Linked DNA regions of Mus musculus: all the other regions are linked to region 3. Evidence: chromatin loops called from intact Hi-C (ENCODE). Cell type or tissue: heart. All regions are shown on one strand. Each heading gives the region's core, and the rest is flanking DNA. Links, peaks and the distances in the headings are about the cores only. Region 1 has its middle 14 kb from the start of Snx10. Region 2 has its middle 17 kb from the start of Gm6559. Region 3 overlaps Snx10 (sorting nexin 10).

What was found. Hi-C counts contacts between places; a loop is a spot of excess contacts. Peaks named below come from ENCODE experiments on the same cell type or tissue, not always from the same donor. Only the 100,000 strongest peaks of a DNase experiment are listed, where the experiment ranks them.
Region 1: a loop joins it to region 3, with 7 times the contacts of the local background. A loop is called at or near these places in 24 of 42 quality-filtered maps.
Region 2: it touches region 3 in a loop (6-fold over the local background); 8 of 42 quality-filtered maps call a loop at or near these places.

What each region holds. Positions count from the first base shown.
Region 1 is chr6:51,504,672-51,514,833 of GRCm38, forward strand. No RefSeq gene overlaps it. Among named protein-coding and RNA genes, the nearest start is that of Snx10, 14 kb to the right of the region's middle. In heart, for the core only: CTCF peaks have their summits at 4,810, 5,614 (motif pointing right) and 6,389; DNase peaks (open chromatin) are centred at 4,790 and 6,430; H3K4me3 peaks cover 922 bases; H3K27ac peaks cover 895 bases.
Region 2 is chr6:51,357,761-51,367,922 of GRCm38, forward strand. No RefSeq gene overlaps it. Among named protein-coding and RNA genes, the nearest start is that of Gm6559, 17 kb to the right of the region's middle. In heart, for the core only: a CTCF peak has its summit at 4,968 (motif pointing left); DNase peaks (open chromatin) are centred at 4,971 and 5,311; H3K4me3 peaks cover 618 bases; H3K27ac peaks cover 422 bases.
Region 3 is chr6:51,574,485-51,584,646 of GRCm38, forward strand. Snx10 (sorting nexin 10) reads left to right here. Exons shown (of 7, transcript NM_001127349.1): 3 at 1,419-1,505; 4 at 5,366-5,466; 5 at 5,818-5,916. Among named protein-coding and RNA genes, the nearest start is that of Snx10, 56 kb to the left of the region's middle. In heart, for the core only: a CTCF peak has its summit at 6,041 (motif pointing left); a DNase peak (open chromatin) is centred at 6,027; H3K27ac peaks cover 547 bases.

The DNA of each region.
Region 1 (10,162 bases), core at 2,036-7,035, 71 kb before region 3:
TGTTTCTTTCTTTCTTTTTTTTTTTTTTTTTTTTGTTTTGTTTTTTCGACACAGGGTTTCTCTGTATAGGCCTGGCTGTTCTGGAACTCTGTAGATCAGGCTGGCCTCGAACTCAGAAATATACCTGCCTCTGCTTCCCAAGTGCTGGGATTAAAGGCGTGCGCCACCTCCACCCAGCTGTTTACCATTTCTTAATGCTGCTTCAGAAATCTAACACAAAGAACCCAGGTTTGAGTCTCAGCACCCACATGGTATCCCACAGCCATCTGTAAGTCTGGTTCCAGGTGATCTGATGCCCCTTCCAGTCTGCATAGGCACCAGGCACACACGTGTTCCAGTATAGTCATATATGCAGACATGAAAATTCATTCACATAAAATGAAAATCAAGTGTTGGCTTGGCATGATGGTGTGTGACTTAATCCCAGCACTTCGAAGTCAGGGGGATCTTAGAGTTTGAACCCAGCCTGATCTGCACATCCAGGCCAGCCAAGGCTACATGCATAGAGAAATCCTGATGATGGTAATAATAATAATAATAATAAAATTTTAAAACAAAAAAGGAAAGAGGTTGGGGAATTGACTGTCCTTTTACATGCATTACTATAAGGGGTAGGGGCATACAACTAAACAAAATGAGGGTCCTAGGGCGCGAAATTGTCTCCTGTGTTTGCCTGGCTCTGTTCTACACCTTCCAGATCCTATGAGCTAGAACAAACCTTCAACACGGATATTTGGAAACTAAAGAACAAAGCAACAAAATAAAAGCCTGGTCTCAGACCAACTCTACAGCAACCATACAAGGAAAGTGTGCGGGGAGACAAGCAAACTGGACTACTCCGGGGAGGAAAAAAAGTTTACAGGAGTTGGGTGGTGGTGGCGGTGAAGGCCTTTAATCTCAACACTTGGGAAGCAGCAGGGGCAGGCAGATTTGTGAGTTCCAGGCCAGCATGTTCTACAGAGTGAGTTCCAGGACAGCCAAGGAAAAACCCTCTCTCAAAAACACAAAAACAACAACAAAAACAGTTCATGGTGTGTGTGTGTGTGTGTGTGTGTGTGTGTGTGTGTGTGTGTGTGTGTACAAACTGTGGGGCTGCCTTTGAGAACAGAGGAGAGCAGCCTGCTGTGTAGTGCCAGCAGGTTTTATCTGACAGTCAGCTCTTGAGCTGGCTCTTTGAGCTGATAAAGCTGATACAATTCAGATTAATCAGGAACTAGATGCCCTCAGGCAGGCGGGGGCAGGGTGTGGGCAGAAAGGGAAGGGCTTGGATTTTCTTGGTAAGTAGAACTCTGGCTTTTGAGAATCCTGAGGAAAGCTGAGTTTAAGCTTCTGTTTCCCCAGTAACAATCCTGCTTACCCAGTCAGAATGCTTCTGCTTAGGACATTGTCATAGGCACTGCCATTTTAAGGATCCATTTTGGACCTAGTAGATCAGGTATTTTTATTTGTTTTCTTTGTTTTTGGTGGGGCTTTTCTTTTTATTTCCCTTCACTTTGTTGAGACAGGGTCTCACTAGGTAACACAGGGTCTTGCTAGGTAACAAGAATGGTCTAGAATTTATTGTATAGACTGGCCTGGCTTCGGACTCAACCGAGATCCACCTACCTCTGGGATTAAAGGCATGTGCCATCATGTGCCATACCTGGCCTCTGTGTTTGACTTTTGAAAGCTTTATTTATTTCAATTTTATGTGTTCTTAACTGCTGAGCCATCTCTCCAGCCTCGTATATGTATAGTCTTTAGAATATGTATGTGTGTGATTTAATAGGTATTTTATACAAATTTAATTATATGTCATATACAGTTTTGTTTTGTTTTGTTTTGTTTTTGGTTTTTCGAGACAGGGTTTCTCTGTGTTGCCCTGGTTGTCCTGGAACTCACTTTGTAGACCGGCTGGCCTCAAACTCAGAAATCCGCCTGCCTCTGCCTCCCAAGTGCTGGGATTAAAGGCATGCGCCACCACGCCCAGCTATAGTTTTGTAATGTTTTAAACTTAACATATATTTCCATATTATTCAATATATGATAATAATTTAGTATTTCTTTTATTGTTGTTTGTGTTTATGGGGGTATGGTGAGGGTATAGGCACATTTTCAGGTATGTACATGTTGTGGAAGGCAGGGATTTACCTCAGAGGTGTTGGTTATTAAATGTATGTATGTGTATATATATGTGTATATGCATATATATGTATATTTATGTTTGCCTGCATGTGTATCTTTGTAATATGTGCGTGCAGTGTCCTTGGAGGCCGGAGGGGCATTGGATCCTTTGGGACTAGAGTTACAGATGATTGTGAGCTGCCACGTGGGTGCTAGGAATCAAACCTGGGTCCTCTGGAAGAGCAACCAGTACTCTTGACCACTAAGCTCTGTCTCTATCCTCTTGTTTTGTTTCTGACACAGGGTTTCTCTTTAGCCTGGAACTTGCTAGGCTAGGCTGCTGACTGAGGAGTCATGGATCATCCATCTTTTCCATCTCTCTGCATCTGGCACTCCAGGGGCATTCTACCCTCTCTGGTTTGGTTTTTTAACTCAGGTGCTGGGGAATCAAACTCAGGGTGCATGAAAAGCACCCTACTGGCTTAGCATAGACCTATATATTTATTTACTGACTGACTTACTTAAGGTTGGCTCTCATTCTGTAGCCCAGGATAGCCTCAAAATCAAGACAGCTCTCTTGCCAGGCAGTAGTGGTGCACACCTCTAATCCCAGCACTTGGGAGGCAGAGGCAGGAAGATTTCTGAGTTAGAGGCCAGCCTGGTCTACAGAGTGAGTTCCAGGACAGCCAAGGCTATACAGAGAAACCCTGTCTCGAAAACAAACAAACAAACAAACAAACAAAGACAGCTCTCTTACCTCTACCTCCCATCAGCTGGATCCTGCCTGGGGCTCTCCAGTGTCAGGATTATTAGTGGCTTCCAGGTGCAAGCCTGAGATACAGCTTCCACCCTGCCTCCTGCTAGAAAAGCCCTTCCTGAGATCCCTCTACTCAGGCCAAGGACGCATGGAAGAATTCCTGCAGGAAGCCTTTGTGTGTTTCTGATTGGCAGGGATGGTGTTAATGACCAGGAGGTAAAGCCCTAGGCTAGAAGACCTAAGGGGTTTAGCAGCCATCTTGTGAGTTAGTTTTTGTTTTGTTTTCTTTTGTTTGTTTTGTGGGAGTGGTGAAGTGAGAAAGCAGTGCGGTCTTCTTCAAGGTCATACAGGCTCTGGCCCTGAGCAGGGTTCATGGCTAACCTGAAAGCCATGGTTTATTTGAAAATATTTTCACACAGAAAGAGGTGTCACATCCATTTTGGGTGGTCAGCTGGGAGCTGACAACTGTGCTGTGTTGTTTGGTCTTGGTTGCTGAGAGCTTTCAACCAGACTCCTTTCTCCCCTCCTCGGTTCCCTTAATTTCCTGTCTTTTTGCCCTGCCTCAGGATTATAGACATAAGCCCCACAGCTGGCTAAATTGATGGTTCTCCTGTCTGGTCGTCTACTGCAATTACCCAGAAGGCATATAAAACAGCAGAGTCTAGATCCTACTCCATACCCAGAGCAACAGGGACTGTTAGATCTCTTTAGGTGATTCAGTGAGATATTTTCTATTTATTTTTATTTTTATTTTTGAAACCAGTCTCACTGTACAGCCTTTAGAACTCACTATGTACCCCAGGCTAAGCTCAAACTCACAGAAATCAGCCTGCCTCTGAGTGCTGAGATTAAAGGCATGTGCCCGCCACCACACCCAATTTATATAGTGCAGGGGACAAAACCCTGACATCCTGCACGTGAGGCGAGCACTCCACCAACTGAGCTACATTTCCAGGCAAATACCCTTAAATGTTATCCTGCCTTAGTGGTTCACTGTGGCTAGCACTGAGTGTGGGGGCTAGTCCCAGCGCTTAAGTTAAATACAGCTTCACTCTCTCTACCTCCTAGCTATACTGAATATCCCAGAATGGGGGTTGTGGCGGAGCCACACCTATGCTGATTCTCCAGAGACTTTGAATGTTGCAGATCAGAGACAGATTATCCTGAGCAATCTTTGATCCCCCTTCATAGCTATGTATTGCCCTCATCTGTGTGCGACCTATGTGTCACTTGAAATGTGCTGTGGTGTATTAGATTGCTACTTTTCATCAATCACAAACCAAGAATAGCCACAGATAGCATCTCAAAACTATGGGAGAGACCCCCTTCCCTATACTCAGAGCTATGGGAGAGACTTTCTTTCCTATACTCAGAGCTATGGGAGGGACCCCCTTTCCTGTACTCAGAACTGTGGTAGGAATCCCCTTTCCTGTACTCAGAGCTATGGGAGAGACATCTTTTTATCATCTGCTTGCCTAATGTTCTCACCAATTTCGAGGAGCACATTACTTTATGGCTGCTTTGTTCTGCAAAAACCTATGAAACTGCTACCATGTCGGATATGTTTGACATTTGTGGACATCTGACTATTCTCAAGCCATGGCCACTCATCACTGCTTTCAGCATAAACTCACTGTTATTCCCGTTGATGAGAGCTGTGTTTTGCATCCACGGAAGGGACTGTGGAGTCTGAAGGAGTCTGGGCACTCCCTCGGGATACCATTTTCTTCCTAAGCAGATTCGAGTCTTTGTTGCTTTATTGAAAAACTGGATATGAGAATTAGTACAAAAAGATGGTTTATATTTACTGAGGAGACAAGAGCCCTCAGCTTCTTTCTACAACGCTTGCAGCGTGATTTCTAAAGATAAAAGGAGCGCAGGGAGTGCGCATGCTCAGCTGTGAGGTAAGTTACCAGCGGGGGTAAGCGGTTCCTCTGGGGGACAGCGCCACCTCTGGCGTGCTCCATTGCTCCATTGCATGAGATTCTTCTCGACTCCAGCATGGGGCTACATGACGCCAGCATGGGCCTTTCTGGATAAATTTTAATTCTTTCGGGTCCTTGTTAGAGAGCTTAAACTCCGAGGAGAAAAAAATTAGAAAGTGGAAAAAGGATCAACTGGTCAGATTTAAGCTTACCTCTGAAGCTGCTTCCTGGTGGCCTGGAAAAGAACCTTAGTGAGCTGGACCGTCTTACGTCAACTCCGTCACAGGCTGATGGCGTCTGAGAGGAGGGAGGCTCAACTGAGAACATGCCTCTATAACACCAGGTTGTAGGAAAGCCTGTAGGGCATTTTCTTAATTAGTGATTGATGGACAAGGCTCAGCCCATTCTGGGTAGGGTGGACTGGTGGTCCTGTGTCCTATAAGAAAGCAGGCTGAGCAAGCCATGGGGAGCAAATCAGTAAATAGCACTCTTCCACGGCCTCTGCACCATCTCCTACCTCCGGGTTGCTTCTTGACTTCCTTTGATCGCGAGCAGCGTTGTGGAAGCCTAAGACACACTCTTTCCTCCCCAAGCTGCTTTGCTTGTGATGTTTCATCAGAGTGATTGTAACCCTAAGACATTTAGCTTTAAGGGGACCTGCCGCTGGATTCCCATGGCTCTGTCCCTTGAGGGAAGCAGCCTGGACCATATTCTGCTCTTTCAAACTCCAGCTTCAGTGGATTGTTCTAGCTCGAACTCTTCTTATTCCTTAGCTTGAACTTTTCAGCCCTTGTAACTCTGAGCCAAAGGGGATGTCTCAGGACATTCTTCCAGAAGAGGGCGCTGTTCCACCCTTGCTGAAATCATTCTGAGAGCCGTCAGGTCTTAAACGTCCCAACACTGGCAGGAGCCAAGCTATTCCAGACATTTAATTAATTAATAGCTTTCAGGAGGCAGAGGCTAGTGGATCTCTGTGAGTTCCAGGACAGCCTGATCTACAAAGACCCTGTCTTAAAAACAAAACAAAACAAACAGAAAGGCATACAGTTGCCAGAAAATTGTGTTTGGTAGAAAACAACCAACCAACCCAACCAACCAACCATCCCAAAACCCTCCTCAATCCACCACCACCAAAACTTTCTTTACTCCTTCCACCCTCTCTCCTCTCCCTCTCTCCCTCCTCGTCCTCCTCCTCCTCCTTCTTCTCCTTTCTCTCTCTCTCTCTCTCTCTCTCTCTCTCTCTCTCAAACCCTGTCTCAGAAAACCAAAGGAAAAACCACTAACAACAAAACATAATTAATTAATTGTGTATGTATGTGCATGTGTGCATGCACTCCATGGTGTACATCCTGGAAATTGGTTCTCTTCTTCTACTAAGAGAGTTCAAAGGGTTGAATGCAGGTCATCTGGTTTGGTGGCAAGTACCTTTAACCGCTGGGCCAGCTTGCTGACTCACCAGGATGCTGTGGATATGCCAGGGAAGAACCTCTATCTGAGTGTAGAGTGGGGCTCTTGTAATATAATTTGCCCTGGCTGAGCACTGCCCAGCCTTCTCAACCCTCTCTGGAAGGACTGTGTTGGGACACTTCATTGTCTGGTCCACCAGGGCCTGAACACCTGTGGTCTTGGAATGGGCTTTTGGGCTTTAACAAAAAGTCTATTTTTAGGGAGGCAAGAAGTGACAAAGCTGAAACAATGGGTAACTTAGAGATAAGGATCAAGACTATTGTTGGAAACCCCATGATTCCTTAGCAAGATTTCTTGGGCCTTGTCCAGACACTGACACAGCAGGGGCAGCCTGGGGGTGGGGTGGGGGACCAGAGGGTAACTCCCTCTCTTTGATTTTTGTTTTTTTAGGTTTTTCGAGACAGAGTTTCTCTGTGTAGCCCTGGATGTCCTGGAACTCACTCTGTAGACCAGGCTGGCCTCGAACTCAGAAATCCGCCTGCCTCTACCTCCCAAATGCTAGGATTAAAGGCGTGCGCCACCACGCCCGGCTGTGACTCCCTCTCTTATGGTCAAGTGAAGCAGAGGACTAAAGAATCTGGATAGGGAACCAGAGTGGATGGGTGGTGACTCAGATGGGTGGTGAACCAGAGAGGCTGGATAGAAAGGACAGCATATAGGGTGACAGTAACATAAGCTACTTAGAAAATTCAAGCTCTGGCTGAGGTGCAGCTCAGTAGCACAATGCTTACCTAGTGAACCCAAGGCCTGGTAATCATCAACTCTGTGAAAAGAATGCTACAATAGAACACACACACAAAAAAAGAAAAATCAAGGCCCAGAGTATACATAACAATTCTTTGGATGTATGTATGTATGGTGTGTGTGGTAATACGTGTCATTCTTTGAATATATGTATGGTGTGTGTATGTGTGGCAATACCTGTCATGCATGTGCATTATGTACCAATAGCATATTTAATTTTTTAAGATTAATTTTATTGTTTATGTGTATATAGGTGTTTTGCCTGCATGTTAGTCTGTGCACCTATGCATCCAGTGCCCATGTGAGCCAGAAGAGTGGACCAGATGCCCTGAACTGAAGTTACAGTTGATTGTTATCTACCATATAGGTCCTGGAATTGAACTGAAGTTCTCTGCAAGAGCAAGGAGTGCTCTGATCTGTTGAGCCATCTTTCCAGCCTTCAATAGGAAGTTTTAAATAGAACAGGAATATGTGCGGATTTCCATTTTTAGAAGGTAACTCTAGCTAGCATTTAAAAGGAAAATGGTAAATACAAGAACAATAGGAACCAGATGTCTGGGATCTTGGCTCAGCAAATAAAGGCACTTACCACTAAGCCTGACCACCTGAGTTCTGTCCCTCGGACCCATGTGATAATAAAGATTTTAGAATGTGGGCCCATGGAACAAGCCAGTAAACAGAATTCTTTCTGTAGCCTTTGTTTCAGTCCCTGTTTCTAGGTTCCTGCCTTGAGTTCCTGCCCTGACTTCCCTTCATGATAGACTGTGATTTCTGTGTGTAGCCAGAGAAACCCTTTCCTCCTTGGTTGGTTTTAGTCAGTGTTTGATCACAGTCACAAAAAGCAAACTAACATAGTAATAAGGTTATATATATTATGTATAATATATGTATATTATATATATATATAAGGTTAATATATATATTATGTATGTACTTGGTTGAGAGTTTTTATTGCTGCTGCAAAGGACTGGAGTTCAGTTCCTAGTACACATGCCAGGTGGCTCACATCTGCTTATAAACTCCAGTTCTAAGAACTTTAACACTTGTGGCCTCCAAAGACACTTTCATCTTATATGCACGTCCTTCTCTCTCTTTTTCTTCCTCTCATCTACCTATCATCTATCTATCTGCCTATTTATTTGAGATAGGTCTTACTGTGCATCTCTGCCTTTTTACTTTCTCCTTACCTAAGTGTAACCTTCCAGAGAGAGACATCGCTTACCTGCGCATGGCACTGACACAGCACTGAAACCGTATGAATGAATAAAGCAAGTGTAGTGCTTGGCCCAGGGAGTGGCACTATTTGGAAGTGTGGTCTTGTTGGAGGAATTGTATTGCTGTGTGGTTGGGCTTTGAGACCCTCCTCCTAGCTACCTGAGAGATTCAAGTCTTATCCTGTTTGTCTTTGGAACAAGACGTAGAACTCTCACTCCTCTGGTGCCATGTCTGCCTGGATGCTTCCATGCTTCCTGCCTGGATGATAATGGACTGAATCTCTGAACCTTTAAGCCAGCCCCCATTAAATGTTGTGTTTTATGAGTTACCTTGGTCATGGTGTCTCTTCACAGCAATGAAACTCTAACTAAGACAGCAAGCATATCCTCTTCAAGAGCTGCCACAGTGTGACTGTGGGCTGTTATACACATGATCTCCCAAACAACCCAGTTAAGTAGATAACATTGCAGATAAGGAACCTGTTCAGAGGGGTACTTTACCCTGTGTTGTCTGGACATCACAGCATCCCTAGACTCAATCAGTTCAGAATCACACTTATTTAAAAAAAATATTGGGCTGGTGAAATGACTCTGCAGATGAAGGTGCCAGCCACCAAATCTGAGGACCAGAGATGGATTCCCAGGACCTGCGTGGTGGAAGGAGAGAACTGCTTCCTAAAGTGGTCCTCTGACCTCCCTCCTACAGTGCTCACCCAAACCTTCATGCACACAAAACACATGTATACCTACATACATGTTATGAAAAGATTTATAAAAAAAGAGACAAAGATAGGTGGGTAGAGGAGAAAACTGGGAAGAAAATTTAAAAAAACATAAAAAAGCAAACCATCCTTGTTAAAAACTGTGTCTGTACTGAGCCCATGCAGACTTCTGTAGTTCTCCAACAAACAACACAAGCCTAGTTTCTGTGGCAGTGCTGCTGGTTGGTATGGTAAGAAACCCGGAGATAACTGGGACCTTAGAGGGAAGCTGTGTGTAGGCTGTGGCCTTGAACTTTGGACTGTACTATCAGCAGGAGTCTTGGAAACACACTCCATCTATTGCCTGCACGTGGCTATTCTCTGCAATGTACCCATGCTCTAAAGCAGATCCAGGGCAAGGGCTAGAGTCTCTGGCTGAGCAGTGCAGAGCAATCTCTCAGCGCCTCAGAGAAAAAGACTTTTCCACCAGACTCTCATTCATGCTTTGTTGGTATTGATTACACCACAGTGGGACTGATTTCAAAGGTCCATTAATTAAAGTTTAGGTTCAAGTTATATCCGCTAAAGTTGTTTTTAACAACTTTATAACAACTAGTTATTGTATCAAACAAACAAACAAAAAACAACTGTTGTTGTGTTTTTGTTTGTTTGTTTGATACAGGGTCTTTCTACATAGCCCTGGCTGTCCTAGAACTCACTATGGAGACCAAATTGGCTTGGAGATTAGCTAAACTCAGAGAGATTAGCCTGCCTCTGCCTCCTGCGTGTGTGTGTGTGTGTGTGTGTGTGTGTGTGTGTGTGTGTGTGTTAGCCTGCCTCTGCCTCCTGCGTGTGTGTGTGTGTGTGTGTGTTAGCCTGCCTCTGCCTCCTGTGTGTGTGTGTGTGTGTGTGTGTGTGTGTGTGTGTGTGTGTGTGTGTTGGAGGAGGGGAGATTGAAACCTGGAGCTTCCACTCCTGAGTGTGTATATATTGGGAGTGTGTATATATTGGGGGAGAGGAGATTAAGCCAGGAGCCATCACCCCCTGCCTTGATGATAATGGACTCATTATCATCAAGGCAGGGGGTTGGATAGTTGGATAGTTACAGTTGTAACTATCCAACTTACTATTTTTAGTTTGTAGTAATAACATCAAATTTGCCATTTCAATTAATGTTTGTTTGTTTAACGGGCTTGACTTTTTCTTTTTTGTTTTGTCTTTTTGTTTTTTTTTTTTTTTTTCGAGACAGGG
Region 2 (10,162 bases), core at 2,123-7,122, 220 kb before region 3:
ACACTTCTGACCCACACCCAACATGCCCAGCCATCAAGATGGAGCCTCGGACTGAGGAAACATTTTTTTTTACTGTTCATCAGTGGCAATTATGTGATCCTTATGGTATATAGGGAAGCCAGACATGCAAAACAAGTTAGATGGCATGCTCCAAAGATATAATAAAGTTATATGTAATGTACAAAGCACCCACAGATGTGTGAGAAATAAAAAATAAGCTATATGTATATGGCGTTCTACAACAGTATAGCAACAGTATCCTTAACTTAGCAGCTTAAACCCAGACACAATACTCTCTCAGCTCCTACTGCCCAAAATCTAGGTGTGGCTTACCCTCTGCCAGGTTTCCGTCGAGTTACTGCCAGAGCTGGGTTATCAACTGAGCAGCCAGCTGTGGACCGGTCGTTTCCAATCGAATGTGCTAGGTAAACTGAACTTCAACATTCACTTTCTCGTTAGGTGTTGGAATCAGGGCTGCCAATCAGCAGCCACCCTCAGTTCTGTGTAACATGGGCCTTCCCAACATGGCAGAGAGGGACTCAGCAAGACAGAGTTTACAGACCTGGACATGTAACCATGGACGGGACACCCATTACCTGTATGATGTTTTATTGATGTCCATCTCCTGTCTTTCCTTAAGCTCAACTAACAGTGGAGTTAGGATCTTAGAAAGAATCATGAAATGTTCTTCCAAAAAAATAACAGCCAGGCTTCAGTTCATTTTCTGTGAGAGAATTAGATGCCACTTTTGCTGAAGGGCATAAAATCCACATCTTCTTCTTCTCCTCTAAAGGATCTATTTCTCAGGGAGACATCCTCTGAGCTGGATGGGAAGACAATGGGCCCATGACTTGCTTGGTAGCCCTAGAACCTAGTCCAGTCAGCCTTGCAACAGATGAGGCAAAAGTAAGTGTTTGTGAATGACAATTTGCCATTCAGAACAAAGAAAATCTGGTCACCCCCAAAGAGAAAGAAGATGGTGTTTTACTGGAACAAAGCCAAGAAAAACAATTATATCTCGTCTCAACAGCAGTTAAGGGACACTACAGACCTCTGAGCAGAATCAGAATGGCAAAAGCCATTGTGTTAATGTCTCACTAAGCCTTGGCAGAAAAGTGCTATTAACGCCAAGGGCACTGAGAGGCCGAGAAATGATCTAATCCAGGAAGCTCCCCCAATACTATATTTACACAAATGATAAATAGGTTTAAAGAAAGGAGAAACCAACTGGTGCTAATAGCTGGGGAAAGAAACTATTGGAACTGAGCCCTGCAGGAATGCCTTCCATCCAAGACCTAGACAGCTTTAAGAGCAATAGATCCTTTAGAGGAGAAGAAGAAGATGTGGATTTTATGCCCTTCAGCAAAAGTGGCATCTAATTCTCTCACAGAAAATGAACTGAAGCCTGGATGTTATTTTTTTGGAAGAACATTTCATGATTCTTTCTAAGATCCTAACTCCACTGTTAGTTGAGCTTAAGGAAAGACAGGCTATGGACGCGTTTCTTTCTGTGGCTTTCACCAGCCAGAGAATGTGGAATGGATGGTTCGAACCCATCCCAAAGGAAAGGCACCAGGAATGCAAATCGCTGTTGCAGGGAACTTTAGCAAAGAGATGTATAAAGTCATGTGTCCCAGGTAAGTCTGGGACTGTGCATAGGAGATTTAGGGAACAATGAGGTGTGAGCAGCTCACTGCTACACAACTGATGAAGAAGGAAGGGGTGGGCAACCTTGAAAACAACAGCAAAGGCATGCAGGAGGCAGCTGTTTGGAAACAGATAAAGGATCCAGCAAAGTTGAGTGTTCTTGTTTTCTGATTGATGAGATTCTGTACCGCGAAATGGTATCCAAAACCACACGGTCCAGGGACCAGTGGCAAAGATTAACAACAGTTTGGTTTGTCACCGCGGGGCCTTAGGCAGCAGCTGAACAGGAGTACTAAGCCATCTATAAAGTCATCCTTGGCATCAGAAAATTCATAAAGTATCCCGTGGGAGTCAAGCCCTGTTCTGTTGCCAATGCTCCTGTCTGTGTGCCTGCATCTTCAAGACTGTCTGCCTACCGTTTTACCTCCAAGTCTGAGACAAGCTTGTTTGTAACTATGAGGTAGTCATCTATTCCTGGCGTGGACTCAATATGCCCTGTCTTACTTCCTTGACATTTTATGTAAAATAGGATTCAGGGTGGCACTGTGGATCCACTCTAGACCTGGTTGTACCCATGGGAGCTTGTATCTCACAGGAACATTAACAGCCTCTTAGGAACTTGGTATTCAGAAGTTTCATTCCCAGAAGCCGGATCTGTGTAGGATACCAGGGAACTCAAGGCTTTTGAGTTCCAGAGTATTGCAAACTAACACTGCTCATTGTTCTTACTTAAGCCGCTTTTTCTCCTTCGTCAAGATGCGTCAGCATTTTCTCCAACAGCTGAAAGGGCAGGGGGACAGTATTCAGTCCTCAGTTTCCCTCACCACACAGGAGAATCATCACAAGAGTTAGCAGTACAGAATCAAGAAGTCCCTGGAGCTCTCTGTCCTTGGATCAGGGCTGTGCCACGTCTATAAAAGGGTCCATATAAGTCTGAGTGACAACTGCCACGTGTGTAAGAAGTACCCCCCACGGCAGAAAATGCACACTGTTTCTTCACTCATTTCCACCAGAAGAAATGACCTCTGTACTAACAGATACGCTAATCTAGAGAAATATCCCGGAAGACTTGACAGACATGGCATTATGTGTGGGGAAGATGATGTGTGGAGTTAAACTGGCTTCTCATGTATTCAGCCCCAGGCCAGCAGCTGTCTCCGGGTCCTCAAGTTCTGCTTGTCACACAGGAGCCACACATACACACACACACACACACACACACACACACACACACACACCAGAAATGGTTCTGTAGTCTTCTCACATTCCTCTGAGTGCCCTCGACATGTCACATGCCCTCACTGCAGACACCCACCCCAGTATCTATTATATGGCAGCAGCATACATAGATGTCACGTCGCCTCGTTCTCTTGAGTAACTCAAGTATTCAAATCTGTGCCTTACCCACAGTAGGTGCTCAGTAGACACTTTAGGAAATGAGTGGCCTGTGATTTAATACTGTGCATGTGTACATATACACATGTGTACACGTGTGTGTGCATGTGGAAGCCAGAGGTGGACTCTTTCTTCCTCCTTCTCGCTCTGCCTTATTTTGAGACAGGGTCACTCTCAGAACCCAGAGCTCACTGATTCAGCTCGACTAGGTCAGCAAACCCCACAGAGCCACCTGTCTGTTCCTCCCCAGTTTTAGAGTTACCACCACTAGCAGCTTCTACAGGGATACTGGGGATAGTTAAATCCTCCAGCATCCACTGAGCCACCTTCCCAGACCATTTAATTTTTTTTTTCTCAAGTACACTGACAGACCACTGACTTTGTGCTCAGGAGAGCCGCAGCATATAAACACCTTGAGATAGCTTGTGGTGTTCTACCTAGAGATCAGATATACCCAAACTTCAGCCCATTTTATTTTTGAAAATGGGGGTTTTTTGGTGGCGGCTACTTCCAGATGGAGATGAATGGAGGTCATGGTAATTTGTAGTGTGTTCTGGAATGTCGCAAGCCTCTCTTGAATGTGCAGTGTCCCCCGTGTGGTGTCCTAAGTTCTCCGAGATTTTTGTTACTGGCGTGTCCTACCTAACAAGGATCTCTGAAAACATTGCTCACGGGTATTGGTCACTGACTGTGCATACCGTCTGTCTGCCACAGCGGTTATGAAGCCCTCCTGTCCAAAGAGTCCTCTTCATCAGTGCCTGCCGTTGGCGGTGGCCTGCTTCAGTTCACTCAAACCACCAGGTTCATTTTCTCCTCCCTAGAGTTAGTCCTTTTTATCAGAAATAAACAAACAAATCTGGATTGGCTGGTTTACAATTCAGAACAGTTTATAAGATTTCAATGACTGTGTTTTTAGGCACCCTGACAGTACCTGGCTAGCTCCACTGTACAGAGCAACGCTCTCAGGCCCGACAAGCAGCCTTCCACACCCTGCTCCTCTGCCTCATTCTCTGTGAGAATGCATTCACTACAGTTCACTCACAGAAGGCTACTGTGGTTTTTCCAGGAAACGGCTGCCTGACCAGGGAGGCAGATTTTCCTGGGTACAGAATGAAGAAGCATTTATACAGAAATAGACGTGTGTAACAGCACATACACCGTATTAATGGCTTAACGACGATACCTGGGCCTTCCCAACAACCGCTGAGGGTTGCCAAACTGAGGTTGCTTTGTGTTGACCGAGTGAGCATAAGCGGTAGATATAGCTCTTTTTGTCTTGGCAGGGAAGCTGGCGCTCCTGCCAGACTCTACCCTAAAGGAAAGGGCCAACAGACAATAAGTCCATTCAAACGCACTAGCAATTTCTTCCAGTGGGGACTTTACAATTTCTAAATTGATACAAACTTTAAAACCACCCTATTTTAAGGGAAGTGTATATTTTCCAAAAGAAGTTATATATAGCAATGTAATATTGCCAGATTATTGTTGTTGGAAAGGGGGGAGGGAGGGGGTGGGAGCAACTCCCTTCCCAGTGGCTAAATACACGTTATTGCCGACTGGCCTCATTCAGTCAGCTGCTTCATTTGCTGGACTTAAGCGTTGACATGAAGCTTCCCCGCCACTGCGTGGTTGTTCCACCCATGTTTTACTTCTGTAGCTGATTTTGTTGGGTGAATGGGAAAAAAAAAAAAAGTGGAGGTTCTAACAGCAAACCTTACACCCCTCCACAACCAAAATCAAAAAGTCCTTGGAGGACTACCTATAAAAAGTAAAACGTGCTTTTTAACACAAAGTTCAATATTTGCCTGAGTTGGCACAGTCAAATTAGGAGAAAGTGGGGGAGGGGGGTCTGATTGTATGAGGCAGAATTTCAGGTGAACCACTAAGCTGCTCTTCTGAATTGAAAGAGCCCCCTGCTGGCCGGAGGAGGAACAAGCCTGGAGGGCGGGATGGTAGTCGTCTTGAGACTTCCCACTTCCCTAGCCCAAGATGCAGACACCACCAGACAGTGTTTAGGGCTTGCTCTGTGCCAGGCAGTGTGTAGTGTTCTAGCGCTGAAGGTAGTATGCTAAACAATGAAGACGGACAAGGTCTTTGACTTACGGGGATCTTCACTGCAAACGGGGAAACAAACAGATAATTAAAATAGAATGTCAAGCACAGGTGGAACCCGTGAGGAGCGCTGAGAAAAGAAGCAGAGAAGAATAAGAGAGGGCTGCCTGAGTTGGAAGGCGGAGGAGAATCTGTGGGCGTGGTTTGTGGGCAAGGGGCGGGGCCAGTATGAGAGCCCAAAAGCAGAAGGGATGGGGAGTGTGCTGAGTGCCAAGGAGGGAGTTAGAACCTCCAGTGATACAGTTTTGATTTTTCACGGGAATTCGGGAGCAGCCTTGAACAGAAAACTGACTAAAATCTTTGCCTTGTAAAAGGCGATGTTGTGCCACAGGGAACAGAAACTGCCAATGCCCAATCTGAGAGCCCATTAGGACTTACTGATGTGACGGTTCTAACAATTCATTCAAAGAAGAGTTATAGGCCCTCCGCCCTCAGAGAGATTTTAGACAACCTGAGGAAATGAGGTAGACTCACTTCAAATTAAACTCTCAAGAGGGAATAGAAAGCTGGCTCAACAGTTAAGATTGCCTGCGGCTCTTTCAGAGGGCCTGAGTTCAGGTTCCAGCACCCATGGGCAGTTCAACCAACTAGAACTCTAGCTCCAGAGGGTCCGAGGCCCTCTGTTGACCTCCAGAGTCACTGTAGTCGTAGGCACAGACCCCCTCATACATGTAATTAAATATAAAAAATAAATCTTCCAAAAACTCTAGATTTAGTTCATTTATGTGACAACTATTTTGCCAGCATATATGTATGTGCACTGCATGCATGTCTGGTGCTGGCAGAAGTCAGAAGAAGTATAGCATCCCCTGGAACAGAATGAATGGATGGTTTGGGATGGTGAGACTCCATATGGATGCTGAAAATTGAACCTGCGTCCTCTACAAAAGCAATAAGTACATCTTTTAAAAAAAAAAATTCAGAGTAGGAATGCTTCAAAATGGGGACAAAGTGCTTCAGATGGGGACATATTCACAGAGAAAGGATTTGCAGATAGACTGGGAAGTCCCTCCCATGGGTGCTATCTCTGAAGGATGGTGACAACTCAGAGAACCATGAGAGAAACGGCTAAAAGAAGATCAGTAAGCATGATCCAGTAGCACAGTACCTGTGGAAGTACTGTGGAAGGCCCTGGATTCGATCCCCTATACCGAAAAGGATAAAGGAAAAAACCAAAAGTGTTGGGAAGAACAAAATACTATTTATGAAGGAGACGGAGAAGTCACCGCTTCCTGATGTCCTGGTGGAGTCTGGGGACAGATCGAAAGCATGGCTTATCCCCAGAGCCTCAGCTAAGTGTCTGTCATGGATGCTGTGTTGTGTCTGTCATGGATGCTGTGTTGTGTCTGTCATGGATGCTGTGTTGTGCCACCCAGATCTCCCATTCAGGACTCACCTCCAGGAAAAATCGTAGGCTGTCTGGCCCCTACTTCCTGCCTGGGGGAGGTCACCTTGCCCTAGGCCATGTCTCCTTCCTGGGGGGCAGCCCACAGCAATAAGTGGCTAATAAGACCTACTGCTTTCCCCCCAAAAAGGCCAACTCTGAAGGGCCACGCAGCTCCAGTGCTCGCCCTTGTGACAGTGTGACTGCAGAATAGCTACCCTGTGGGCCGATCATCCTGTTCCTTTCTCTTCCCTCCTAAAACACTGATGCTGGTGGTAAGAAAGAGCCCTGGGGAACTGGCCTGGATGTGTCAAAGCCAGACTCAACTTCTCCAGGAACCTAGTAGCTGCAGGGTCTTTATTTACATAAACAAAGAGAAAAAATGACAGTATCACAAAGATTCGATCTAAAAGCTGCCTGTAACGGGTGGTTAAAAAGTAGCCTTAAAAGTGGACATTTGAAATTTAAAGGAGTCAGATAGGAGGCAAGTCACAGGGAAAGGTTTTTCCTCAGGACCTGAACCTATCAGGCTTGCAAAGCTGAGACGGGCCATTTACCTTTGTAGGGAGCGTGGTGCTGGGTTTCATAACCCGATTGATGGCTGCTGTCACCCATATAACCTCACAATCTCTTTTAATCTCCGCGCTCCTGTCACTTTGCTGCCATCTGGAGAGAGGATTAATTTCATTTGTCTCCCAAGGAGATGAATGCATCCAATCAGATCCCAGCGCACAAAGGGCCACCATTCTCTCACCCATCAGCTCAGATGGGCTTCAGTGGCCACCTCAGGACACACCCCCCCCTTGCCCTTCATCTCAGAGGTAAACAACCACCTCCTGGCACCACCTGCCACTGAGGGAGGTGGGAAGAGGGCAAAAGCAGCTCCAGGGATCCTGAGACACAGTGGAGAAAATGTTTACAGTTCCCTAGCCCACTGGGCTGTGCACTTCCTAGGGTAGGAGGACTTCTCCACAAGCCCAGAGCATCTTCTCATGAGCAGTCAGGGAGGGAAATGTGCCCTTTTTGGTACAGGGATTGATTTTATACCATAACCAACACTGCCCTAAGTCTCAGACACTCAGAGGAGTAGGTCACACTAGTTCAAGCACCACTACCCAGAGACACAGCAAAACTCAATGGCTAGAAAATTGGTACAAGGAGGGTCATTGATGAGGTAATTAAGGCAACCAAAAAATGATATAGATTTAGGATGATGGCGACTGCCAATTTGGCCCCGTATAAGCTGACTCTTATTCTTATTATCATTTTATTATTAATTGCTTTTTAAGTTAACATACAAATGAATGAGTTTTATTGTGGTGTTTCATCAGTTTTGTTACAGTGTGTGTGTGTGTGTGTGTGTGTGTGTGTGTGTGTGTGTGTGTGTGTAACATACATGTGCGGTCAAAGGACCACTTGTAAGAATCAGTTCTCTTCTATTCTTTCACCCTGTGGGGCCCAGATATCAAACTCAAGTTGTCAGGAATCGTGAGCAGTGCCACCATCCACTGAGCCATCTCACCAGGCTTCATTAATGTGTTTTCAAATATAGAAATCATTACACTTTGTCCTAACCCCTCTGCCACCCCCAGTGGCTTTCCCCTAGGCTCGGTATAAGTTCTGACTAAATAGGGCTCTCCCTATCATCTCAGCGATGTCCGTCTCCATGGCTCCCTCAGTGAGCCAGTTGTCATGGTGAACATGGAACAAACATGCTCTGACCCAAGTGAACTTATAACAAAACTATACTGATGGAGTTGCAAGTGGCTGGCGTCTGCTGGAAGGGAGGAGTCACTGATATCAACACCTCGAAAGGACTATGGGCACACAGCATAAGAGTTCCAGGGGAACAAAGACAGCCACAACCTCTAATAATGAGAAGAAAGGAATGCAAAGGGCAGGATTGTAGGGGAGATGATGAACGCCCCACATAAATGAAATTATTCAATTGAGGGTGTCAAGAGTTACTGGAAGATCCCATGAAATCCTCTCTCAGTCAGAGTAGAGGAAATGGAGTTGGCTGTTCCCACCATTCTAGTCCCATCTGGTCCTCTCAGTGGCTCCATAAGACTTAGCAGCGCTGCTGGCAGACTGCAGAAATGGCTCAGGGGTTAAGAATGTGCATTGCTCTTACAGGGGCTCCGAGTTCGGTTTCCAGCCCCCACTTCAGATGGCTCATAGCCAGACTAGTTAGAAACACGTAGCCCTACGTGGCTTCAAATGCACAGCAAGCCTTTTGCCTCAGCCTCCCTAGTGCTGGCATTAAAGTCATGAGCCACCACACCCAGTTGGTTTCTTAATGGTTTTGAGGAAGGGGAACTCTCAATATATTCAGACTAACCTCAAATTCACCATCCTCCTCTCTCAGTCTCCCTAATGTTGAGCTTACAGGTGTGTGTCACCATGCCTGGCCTAAGAACTTACAATGGGATCAGTCAAAATACAGGCTAGAAATTTGATATGATCAAGTTTACTGTGTGTCATTAGGAAACACTGCATTGCCACGTTTATCTCAAAGACCTGAGATAACTGACTCATGCAGTCCAGAAAGATGCTCTAACGTGCCCGTGTCTATATGAACATAGGATCTAGAGTCCACGTTGCTAGATACACAGAAACACAGTTGTGTCTCAACTATCCAGAAGCCAAATTTTGGATTCAAATGTTTATGATGCTCCAGCTCAGACTTACGTGACAATGGACACAAGGCTGTAAACACTCACATGGTGCATACAAAACCACTGAGCTTCACAGCATGACAGCTCCTGCTCCCTCACCCAGAGCTTAAGGATCATGAAGGCAAGCTGCTCGTACTCACCTGCAGAGCCCAGGAGAGGTTGGTGGATGCAGTACAACCAATTTAAACTTTCCCACATCTTACTTGAAAATAAATGTGACTCGGACTGTGGTTATTTTATTTGGCTTTGACAATTACTGGGGAGCCACCCCTTATCTACTTTTCTACTGCTGGCCTGTTTACCTTCTGTGATGGTTTGAAAATGCTTGGCCCAGGGAGTGGCACTATTAGAAGGTGTGGCCCTGTCGGAGTAGGTATGGCTTTGTTGGAGTAGGTGTGTCACTGTGGTATGGGCTTTAAGATCCTCATCCTACCTGCCTGGAAGCCAGTATTCTGCTATCAGCCTTCAGATGAAGATGTAGAACTCTCAGCTCCTCCTGTACCATGTCTGCCTGGCCACCTTGATGATAACGGACTGAACCTCTGAACCTATAAGCCAGCCCCATTTAAATGTTGTCCTTATAAGAGTTGCCTTGGTCATGGTGTCTCTTCACAGCAGTCAAACCCTGACTAAGACACCTTCCCAACCATGTACCCCAGATACTCACTGTTTCTCCTGGCCACATGCTCATGGTCCCTGTCCCCTCACAGAGCCTTCTCTCTCCTCATTCTTTCTCCTTCTCAATTCTCCACTCCAACCAGGTAAATCAAAACCTGCCTAACTCTAACCTCTACAGAAACTGGCTACAGCCGTTTCTATTTAGTCAACAGTTTTAAATTAAAGATCAAGGTTTACACAACAAAAGCTGGGAAACGTGAGAATTCACTGTAGGCCTCGACCTTTGGGTACAGAATTTAGTATTACAACACATAGCAACAGACCAAAC
Region 3 (10,162 bases), core at 3,136-8,135:
TTTGGGAGGCTGGGATGGGGGTGTGGTCTTCTGAAAGCTCGTGGTCTTCTCTTCCCAGTCTATTTATTTGTTGAGATTGGATGTGTGGTATAGCTGTGAGCCCTAACTCCCTGTCCATTACTCTCTTCTCTTCCTTTATTCCCTCTCCTTCCCCCTTCCTAACCAAGCAAACATAGATTTATTGATTTATTTGTATTTTTTTTTTCAGGATGGGGTTTCTCTGTGTAGCCCTGGCTGTCCTGAAACTCGCTCTGTAGACCAGGCTGGCCTTGCCTCTGCCTCCCTAGGCCCCCGAGGGCGTGCAGTGAGACTGACTTCTCAGATGCAGGATTAGGGGTGTGCTGCTTTCTAACACCAGACCTGCTGGATGCAGTGTTACTGTCAGCAAACAGGAACTGCTTCTCTGCTTTTGAAAAGTCTCTGACGGACTGAAGAAAACCTCTTGTTTATTATCTGAGCAACAGCACAGAGGTCTGTCCAAACCCATGGCCTGCCTCCCTCTTCTCTTTTGAATTTTCTAAAAAAATTAAAATTTTTTTGTGTGTCTAGGTGTTCTTTCTGCATGTATATCTGTGCACCACAAGCACACAGTGCCCAGAAGACAGGGTCAAATCCGCTAGGAACTGGAGTGCTGGGACGCCAGGAAGAGCAACGAGCGCTCTCTCCAACTCCTTTCTTCTACTCTTACTATCTTTGAAAACAAACACAATTATCCACAATGTTTTTTTTTAAATGTGTTTACTTACTGATTTATTTTGTTGTTTTGACTCGGACTCTGGCTCTGTGGCTGAGCCTGGCCTGGAATTTATGCCCCACCCCCACGCCTCTGTCCCCCCAAGTGCTGGGGTTGCAGGTGTGCCCTTGTGCCTCTGCTGTAGAAAACGTCCCCTTTACTCAAACACAAAGATGAAGGGAAAGTGACTTGATGTATAGAAAATGTAATTAAAAATTGTGAGGGAGAGGGTGTGTGGCTCGGCTGGGCAGTTTCCAGTCCCTAGTGCTTGCTTTTCAAAAGACCTTTGTTGCTTCTCTTTATTTGCTAGACAGGCCCTAGGTGTTTGAGGTGGTGTTAGTAACTGTTGCACTAAAAAGCTGAGACAGATGGCAACTTATTTTTCAAAGATTGAGCCTTCAGGACCAGTTTCAGAACTATCTTCACACACAGGTCATACGCACTCTCCGCTCAGTGTTGCATTATTTAGAAGTTTCCTTGAGGAAAATACGTAATTAAAAAAAAAAAAGAAGTTTCCATTTGTGGCAACGTGTTTTCTGGACTCTGGTGACACCTGATTCGTGGTCTCTACTTCCTTCTTTCTGAGGGACAGCGAGCACACTGGCTGGTACCTCCAGTTCTGTCCGGCTCCCTCCAGCCCTTCCCATAATCCTGACGCTGCTCTTTGTTCCCGATGCCCTTGCAGGAGTTCGTGAGTGTCTGGGTCCGGGACCCCAGGATTCAGAAGGAGGACTTTTGGCACTCTTATATCGACTATGAGATCTGCATTCACGTGAGTACACAGCCAGGAGGAAGCAGGTTTTAGGTGGTGAGCATTTTATGTGACAGAATTGATATGAAGAGCTGAAAAACTTCTTTAACTCAGAGAACTGAGTCAGGATGATTGTAGCTAAGTTTGTATCACAAATGAAGCAGGAAGTGGAAGAGTTGCTTCTTTGAAGCTCATATTGTTCTTATTTAAAATATTAATATTTCAATATTTATTGCCTTTACTTATAAAGATGTGAATACTTTAAAATGAATGGTTAAAGAGTATAACTTACCAATGGTATTTCTTTGTGATATTATATTTCTTTTTAAAAAATATGTATGTATGTATGTATGTATGTATGTATGTATGTATGTATGAGTGCTCTATCTGCATGAATGCCTGCATGCCAGAAGAAGGCACCAGATCCCATTATAGATGGTTGTGAGCCACCATGTAGTTTCTGGGAATTGAACTCAGGACCTCTGGAAGAGCAGCCAACGGTCTTAACCACTGAGCCATCTCTCCAGCCCATGATATTATATTTCAAGATAATATATTATTTGGTAAATCATAGACTTTGAGGGAGTATAGAATTTTGGGGACAAGAGATACAGTAGTAACCATTTTAGATTAATACATGGTAGTAGGTTTTATTACAGCATCTTTTTTCATATGTGCCTTTATACCTTGTCCTATTTATATATAGAATCAGGAATTTGGAAATGACAGTGTACAATTAGTTTGCCTTAGTCTAGACTTTGAGTCAATAGTACAAAGAGGAAGCAACAAGAAGTAACATTCGCCCAAGTGGAAAGAATACGAACCATGAGCTTCCGAAAGCCTGCTTGGTGCGGAGTCTGCTGTGCTTAGCCTGGACAAGGTCAGCAACCTGTCCTGCATCGAGCCACGTGGAAATGTCCCTCGGCAGCAAGAGCAGCAGAGTTTGTCTGTGTACCCCAGAACTCCTGGAAAAGACAGGAGGCAGAGCAGACCGGCCCCTCCTGTGCACCGGGACAGTCTGCTGTATCTGGAAATGTGTCTGGCACAGGCATCTGAGGGCACAAATGAGTTAACATGTAGTGCCATTCAGTGTCATCTGCATAAGGGAAGTCTGAACTCCACTCTACATCTTTTTCCTTCAAGAGTCCCCAGTCTAGAAAATAAGCCAGGTGTAAAAACTGCCCTGCCTTGCCTTGTTTTTCTCTTCTTGCGGTTATTTTCTAAGCCACTGATGTTATTTTGCTTTTGTTTTACGCAAAAGATCACACCAAAGGTGCATCCTGTGTGCAAAGTTATCAACATGTAAGAATAGGCATCTGGGCTGGGGAGATGGCTCAGCAGGTAAGAGCACTGGCTTTTGCAGAGGACCTGGGAGCTGAGGTCCCAGCACCCACATGGCAGCTCACAGCAGCTGGAACTCCAGTTTCAGGGGATCCGGCCTCTCTTCTGACCTCCCCAGGGTTCTGCAGGCACTAGGCGCACAGATATACACTCAGGAGCACACACATACCCGTGAAATTAAATGAATAAGTATTTTAAAAAGGAATAGACGTTTGAATCAGATGTGGGGGTACACACCTGTGATCCCAGCATGTTCGGGGTAGAGGCAAGAGGATCAGGAGTTCAAGGTGATTCTCAGCTATAGAGTGGAGTTCGAGGCCAGCTTGGTCTACATGAGAACCACCTGTCTCAGTCCCTTTAGCCCTCCCTGCCCAAAGGAATGGGGGAAAAAAAAAAGAAGAAGAAAGAATAAGCATTTGAAACAAAATGAAAATTTTAAATAATTTTAAGTATTTAATTACTTCTAAGAGTGTTTGTGGGCCTCATCACATACTTCAGAGCATCATGACATTTGCTTATTTTCAGGAGATAACCAAATACAGATTATTTGGTGCTATACTGTATGATATGAATTCAGAAGCCTACACATAAGAGCAAAAATGCTGTAATAAAACCCACTCTCATGTATTCATCTGAAATGGTTAATACCATATCTCTTTGTTCCCCCGACAATTCCTTCTGTGTTCTGGTGTCTCTCTCTGAAGTAATACTCAGTTGACAATAGTACGTCTCTAGGCTTGGTGATGGCTGAGACAAGCATGTGGATTTAGAGGGACTGAGCCAGTCAGTGTAGACCTGCGCCCGTGGTACAATTCACAGCGGGTAGGTGAGTGAGGCTTTTGGCTAGCCTCCATTAGTTAGCTCTGAGCGCATCTGCTGGGGATCCGTTCACTCAAATGAACCTCAAGGGATATGATACCAGTAATGATAGAGCTGGCTGGCCCTTCAAGTATCTGTCCCTGACCCTGTCCTCTGGCTGAGGGGCTCACAGATGGACCTTATTCTGGTATCAGTATCAGGTGGGTTTTGTTATCAACACCCACAACTGTGTGCCAGAAAACTGGATTTAAATGGGTCCAGCTTACACTGGCGATGAAAGAAGTCCCTGCGGTGGCCTGGTTCTCTCGGAGGAGAGGATACTCAGAGGGTGGACCTTGTTAGGGCCTTCTGCCTCCTCGGTCTCTAAGGAGTGCATTAGTCAGGCAGTTCTGGGCTTTGAAGTTAGGCCTCTCCGGTAGGTTTTGCTTCTGTGGCAGAGTAAGTGTAGTACTGTGGCCTTTGCAGCTGAGACTCTTGACCTCCCTGCATCCAGGAACTTTGCCCTATGTTTCATGGGGACAGCTCATGAACAAAATGTACACAGTCATTTAGATTTCCAAGAAAATGGCAGAACTTCACTGGCAGGGTAGGTTTTGAAATAATGAAGATCTTAGTAGCAAAAGCTAATTTCTCATTTAGCAATGTAATGATTATAAGTGGATCTTCTTTTAAAGTGAATATATAAAATAGAGGGTATTTTTGTTTGTTTGTTTGTTTTGTAGGAATGGTTGAGGCTTTACACAGGATCTTACTCTATAGCTCAGACTGCCTGGAATTCACCCTGTCGCCCAAACAGGTGGCAGGCAATGCTCCTGCCTCAGCTTCTTCAAGTCCTTGGGTTATAGATGCGAGCCACCACACTCAGCCGAGATGGCTTGTGTTTTGAATCTAGCAGACCCAGCTGTTTGTCAGCTTTGTGGTACCCAGAGGGACCGCCTGCTCATTCGGGGTTTACCCAGAGGAGAGGCATCGTGGCTTAGCCTAGGCTGGGGACTTAGGCTTGTTTGTTTCCCAAGTTTGTCTCAGGGCTGCTACGGGGAAACAGACGCTAGCTGGTGACAGTGTTGTCAGCTATACCTGTCAGGTGCTCTCTGGTCCTTTTCATGTCCACCCTGTTTGCCCCACTCAGAGCTGATGTCATTTCCTGGAGGAGAACCAGGGCTGACATTTGCAGATGTCTGGGATGCTTTGTGAAGAGCTGCAGGAAGTCAGTGCTGATCCACGGACGCCTGGACGTGGGGTTAAAAATGCAGTGGATGCGCTGGAGCATTGTGCATTTTAGGGCTCGTGTGTGTTTCTCACGATGGGATCTCACTGTGTAATCCAGGCTGGATTTGAACTCAGTCCTCCTGCCTCCTGCCTGAGTCTGAGATGACAGGGTGGGCAAACATGCCCACTGGAGTTTTCCTTAGTGATCCATCCTTGGAAACAATGCTTGTCGTTAGGAGAGCACAGGCCTCCCTCCTTCAGGAGTCTGGTCAGGGGAGGGCCATGCCCACCCAGGGCTAACACTGCTCATTCCTGTCGTCATGGCTTCTTCTGGGACTGAGACTGATAAGCTACATGAAAGATTTTGCAGTGCACACATAAATGCACACATGTCTCATGGCTTGCACACTACTTAGAGTAGTGAGGGTAACATCATGAGATATAATATATATATATTAAGAAAGTGCTTTTTCCCCTTAGGTGAGGCTCATGTTTTTTCTGTTTCTATACAGACAAATAGCATGTGTTTTACAATGAAAACATCTTGTGTACGAAGAAGGTATAGAGAGTTCGTGTGGCTGAGGCAAAGACTCCAAAGCAACGCGTTGCTGGTGTAAGTGACTTAAAGTTTAAATTACCGGGAGCCATGAGTCTAGTTCTGCTGAAAGTTGATAGCGTTAAGATGCGTGAGGTAAGAACAGGGCACAGGCGTGCTTCCTTTGTGCCTTCTGCATCTGAATTTAATATCCATCTCTTAGCTTTACCAGCCTTTATGGATATTAATCACGAATGGCCCCCAGAAGTGTTTAAAGACAGATTCTCCTTTAAATTAATATCACACGACAATAATTAGGTGATAGCTGTGTGATGATTATTACCGTGCACAGCACGCATGCCTTCATGTTGAGCAATGTCTGTAGCTAAGTCACTGTGATTGGTGATCGACTTTTCTCTTTCTTATCAGACAATTACCAGAACTTCCGTCTAAAAACCTGTTTTTCAACATGAACAATCGCCAGCATGTCGACCAACGCCGCCAGGGCTTGGAAGATTTCCTCAGAAAGTAAGTAAGGGCCTGCACCAGGCAAGGGATGTGGACAGAGCGGGTCTGTGTGGGAGATGATAGCTCTGATTGCTGGCCACCGACATTTATAGCCTGTGTTAGAGCGCCATCTTGTGGCTGGCATCGAATGGTACAGATGTGAACAGCGCTTGCAAATAATGCATGTCTGAATCAGAATAAACACATGGTCTCTTAAGAGCACAGTAGATACAGCGCCAGCATACACATCTGAGGCAGGAGGATTTCTGTGAGTTTGAGGCCAGCCTAGGCGTTGCAGTAAGTTCTAGGCCATTCCTTGTCAAACAAATAAAACAAATAAATATCCCAAAACAATAACTAACCCAGGCAAACAGCAACCAAGGTAAAGCAGATGGCAAGTTACGCAGGAGTCTGGCTGACAAAAGTCTCCCAGGAGATAAGCGTGCCTTGTGTTTACAGGAAACACTTCTTTAAAACTAGCTTCAGATACAGCAGTTAGAACAGCCTGGACGACCCTTCTCTGACTGCATGGCTCAGTTCGTCCTTGCAGAGGGCCGTTTGTCAAGTGCGTGTGTCGTCTGAGTGGTCTCAGTAGGTTGACTCTGGTTTCTGCGATGGGGCACGCTTCCACCCTTCCCCGGGAGCTGCCTGGAGTCCAGGCCACCAGAACTTCCCGTTGTCTCACCCCCTCCCTAGAGGCCTGACACTCACGGATTTGCACACAGATGCTGAAGCTGGGCTGCTGGGGTTCAAATCCTGGGTCTGCCACTTAAGTAGCTGGGAGTCAGGCAAGCCTTTTCCTTTCTCTGGGCCTATGTTGTCCCATCTATAAAACAGGGACAATGATGGCCCTTCCCCCATAAGGGCCGAGACAGGTAAGCGGGCTGAGAGCTGCAGAGCACTTACATAGTGTCTGACAACCTGATTTCTGAGTGTTGGCAGTTATTATTATTTTAGTACTCAGGGCTGAAACAGCTGTGAGCTTGCTTTTCCATCTTGTAGACAAGGAGACAGGCGAGTACAAGTTAGAGGCAAGGCCCCAACTGTCCGTTCTTCTGGTGGCTTTGGGATCTGAAATTACCTCCTTTTGAGTTCACTAAGTAGGACCCCGAGCTGCTCTGAAGTAGCACGCTGCTTTTCCCACGTGGCTCGCTTATAAAGGGCCTGGGTACTAAGTGTGCACATGAATATTAATATCTGTTTCTATTAGATTGGCACGGTGCCTTTCCTTCCAGGAGGTCCCTAGGACACGCAGAAAGCTGGGAGCTGATGAACTGCGGACAGGGAGGACTGACACTGGAGTGACCCCTGTGAAAAGCCCAGAGGAGCTGTTAGATGAGCTGAGGCCTCTGAAAACATCACAGCAGGGTCCTTTGTCATGTCACAGGTGTGACAGAACAAAGCGCTGGTCCAGACTTTCATCATTTCTCCCTTAGGGACAACTGGGTTTATATTATTATTATTATATATTTATATATAAATAATATATATTTATATGTTTTAATAATATATTATTTTAAAAATATAATTATTTTTATTTCATGGACATTCATGTTTTGCCTGCATGCATGGCTGTGTGTGGGTGTCAGATCCCCTGAAACTGGAGTTATAGGCAGTTGTGAGCTGCCATGTGGGTGCTGGGAATTGAACCCAGGTCCTCTGGGGGGATCAGCCAGTGCTCTTAACCCTCGAGCCATCTCTCCCGCTCCTAGGGAGAACTCTGTTAACTGTCGTCTCTAAGGTGCCCAGTGGCGAATGGCTCTCCCTTGAGATGGAGCTCACGTTTGCAGAGCAGCCTCTATTCTGGAAGCTGCTCTATGGGAGCCACAGTGTGGCCTTGTGGCCCGAGCAGGATGGGGGAATCCCATAGGCCAGGCTAGCCCTGGGGCTGGGGGTAGGGGAGTAGTGGGTGGGCGCTGTTGGGCTATTGCAGGTTCAGGGACAGCAGGTGTCTGTGTTTATGTCACTAGGGAAATGCAGGCCACTGATCACTCCTCCGTGGCTGGCCTTTTTAAAGTGTCATGTCATCTAGACTGGCCTCAAACCTGTGTACCGGAGTCTGGTCCTGATTGCCTGCCCAGACTGGGATTACAGGTGTGCACCACCGTGCCCGGCTTCCAGGGTTTGCTCCCTGCAGTGCTTTTAAGCACTGAACTTTGACAGCACTGTGCCAGTATCTGCTCCCGTGGGGACTGAGCTGCTGCAGAGGTGTTTCTGTACTGGGTATTGTTTGAATGTGGCTTTGTCACATGTCACAGAGGAGAACATCCTGCTTCGAGAGCTCAAGGAACTTGGGTCTCCCATCAGCCCTGGCTCTTGATGTTTTCCAAGCCATGGAACCCAGACTCTTTTTTGAGTCCCTTAATTCCTTTGGTTGTCTGTGGAACGGAGTGGTATAGCCAGAGCATTGCTCTCCTTGCTGGGAGTTGTGTTGTTCAGACAGTTAACGACCTGGAAAGGACTCTGAAAAGGACGCGCTGACCTTTCACCCAACAGCCCCGTGCCAGGGATGTAGGCACAGGCACGTTATTCATCCCTAGACGTGTCCACTTCCGTTTGGGAGCTCTTGGTGCTGTGTCTGAATTAATTAAAATTTGCTCTGGGAGCTGGAAGGGAGGCTCAGTAGGTAATCGCATGCACTGCTCTTCCAGAGGACCCAGGTTCAGTTCCCAGCTCCAATGTGGCAGCTCCCATCCCTCTGAAACTCTAGTTCCAAGGGACTCAGGCCATGCCCAGCCTCCTTGGGCACCTGGCAGGCACATGGTACACGCACATACATATAGGACAAACACTCTTACACATGAAGTAAAAATAAGCAAGTCTTAAAAAAATTAGATATCGATTGTCATCTTAGGATCAAATCATGGAGCAGGTTTCTTATGGTCCTCTCAACTATGTATGGCATGTGAGCATTTATTTCCATCATACACAAAGATAAACTGAAGAGATCTAGTTTAAAAGTGAAAAAATAGAAATAGAAACAGGTACAGGTGCATGTAGTCAATCGTGAGGATGCGAGTTGGGTCTCTGGAACCCCTGGAACCCCGACGGTCTACGTGCTTCATCCTGTGGCAGGCACCCCTGCCCCCGCCCCCGGCCTCCAATCAGGCACACAGAGTAAATAAATGATGGTTCCACTTGGCTTTGGACTGGGCCCAGTGGCTGAGTGATACAGGTGAATTTTGCGTCCCGTTCCTTTGTGCAGCCCTCCTGTTTGGTCTGGTTTGGGCATGAGTGACAGCCATCCATGACTGGTGAGAAGCACTTAAGCACTGTCCCTGAGCACACCGTGGTGTCCCCTATGCGCCACTGACTGCTTCCCCATTAAGTAGGGTCATCGGGCTGCAGCCAATCCCTCATTTGGTGTGAGGCCTCTGGAATCAATAATATTAAAGAGGACATATGCCAGTTACAGGCTATAATAAGCATAGATTTAAATTTGATTTTTATGTAAATATTTAAGTTGTTAAAATTCCACAAAAGCAACATATCTCTGCATATGTATGCGTGTATAATGTGAAATGAAAATTTCATTTTAAGGCATTTGTGTAGTAATATATACTTGATACAGGCACAGTGCATATTCAGGCCAACTACGGAGGAGGAATTGGAGACTCGTTTCTCTGATTGGCTGTCAAAGAAGATCATGTGTTGATCTTGTCCAGGCCTGAAGTTGTAGGTGCTTCAGTACTTAACAGTCTTGGCGGGTGGGGTGGGGTTGTCTCGGCTGTACAGACTGTAGCGAAGGCAGAGGTCCTCTGTTCTGGGCACTGCTGTGTTTAAGATCAGCAGAGTGGCCACTGCCAGCTGAACTGGTCACCGTGACTGTGAATTTTCAAACATTCATTGTCCCCCGTGACTGTAATTTTCTTTTTGTAGTCGTTCTCCTAATTATAAGTCGTAAGCGCTTATAATAGCAGCAGAGACATAAAGTTATAGATCGGAGCCCATAAGTCTCCAACTGTGATAGAAGCCCTACTAATTTCCTAGGTTTAATTGCTATGAACGGGAGCCAACTCTTGTATACGGAATGCATCCTGGTGATAGCAAACATCACCCACAGTTAGACTGTGAGTTTACATGATCTGTATTCACTTCTCTGTTGTTTCAGGACAGCCCAGGCTAACCTTGAACTGCCTATGTAATGGAGGATGAGCCCAGACTTCTGACCCTCCTGCTTCTACCTCTCAGATGCTGGCTTTATTAAGTGTACGCCACCGCGGCTGACTATGGTGGGAACGCTTTTTTTTTAAACAAAAGACACATA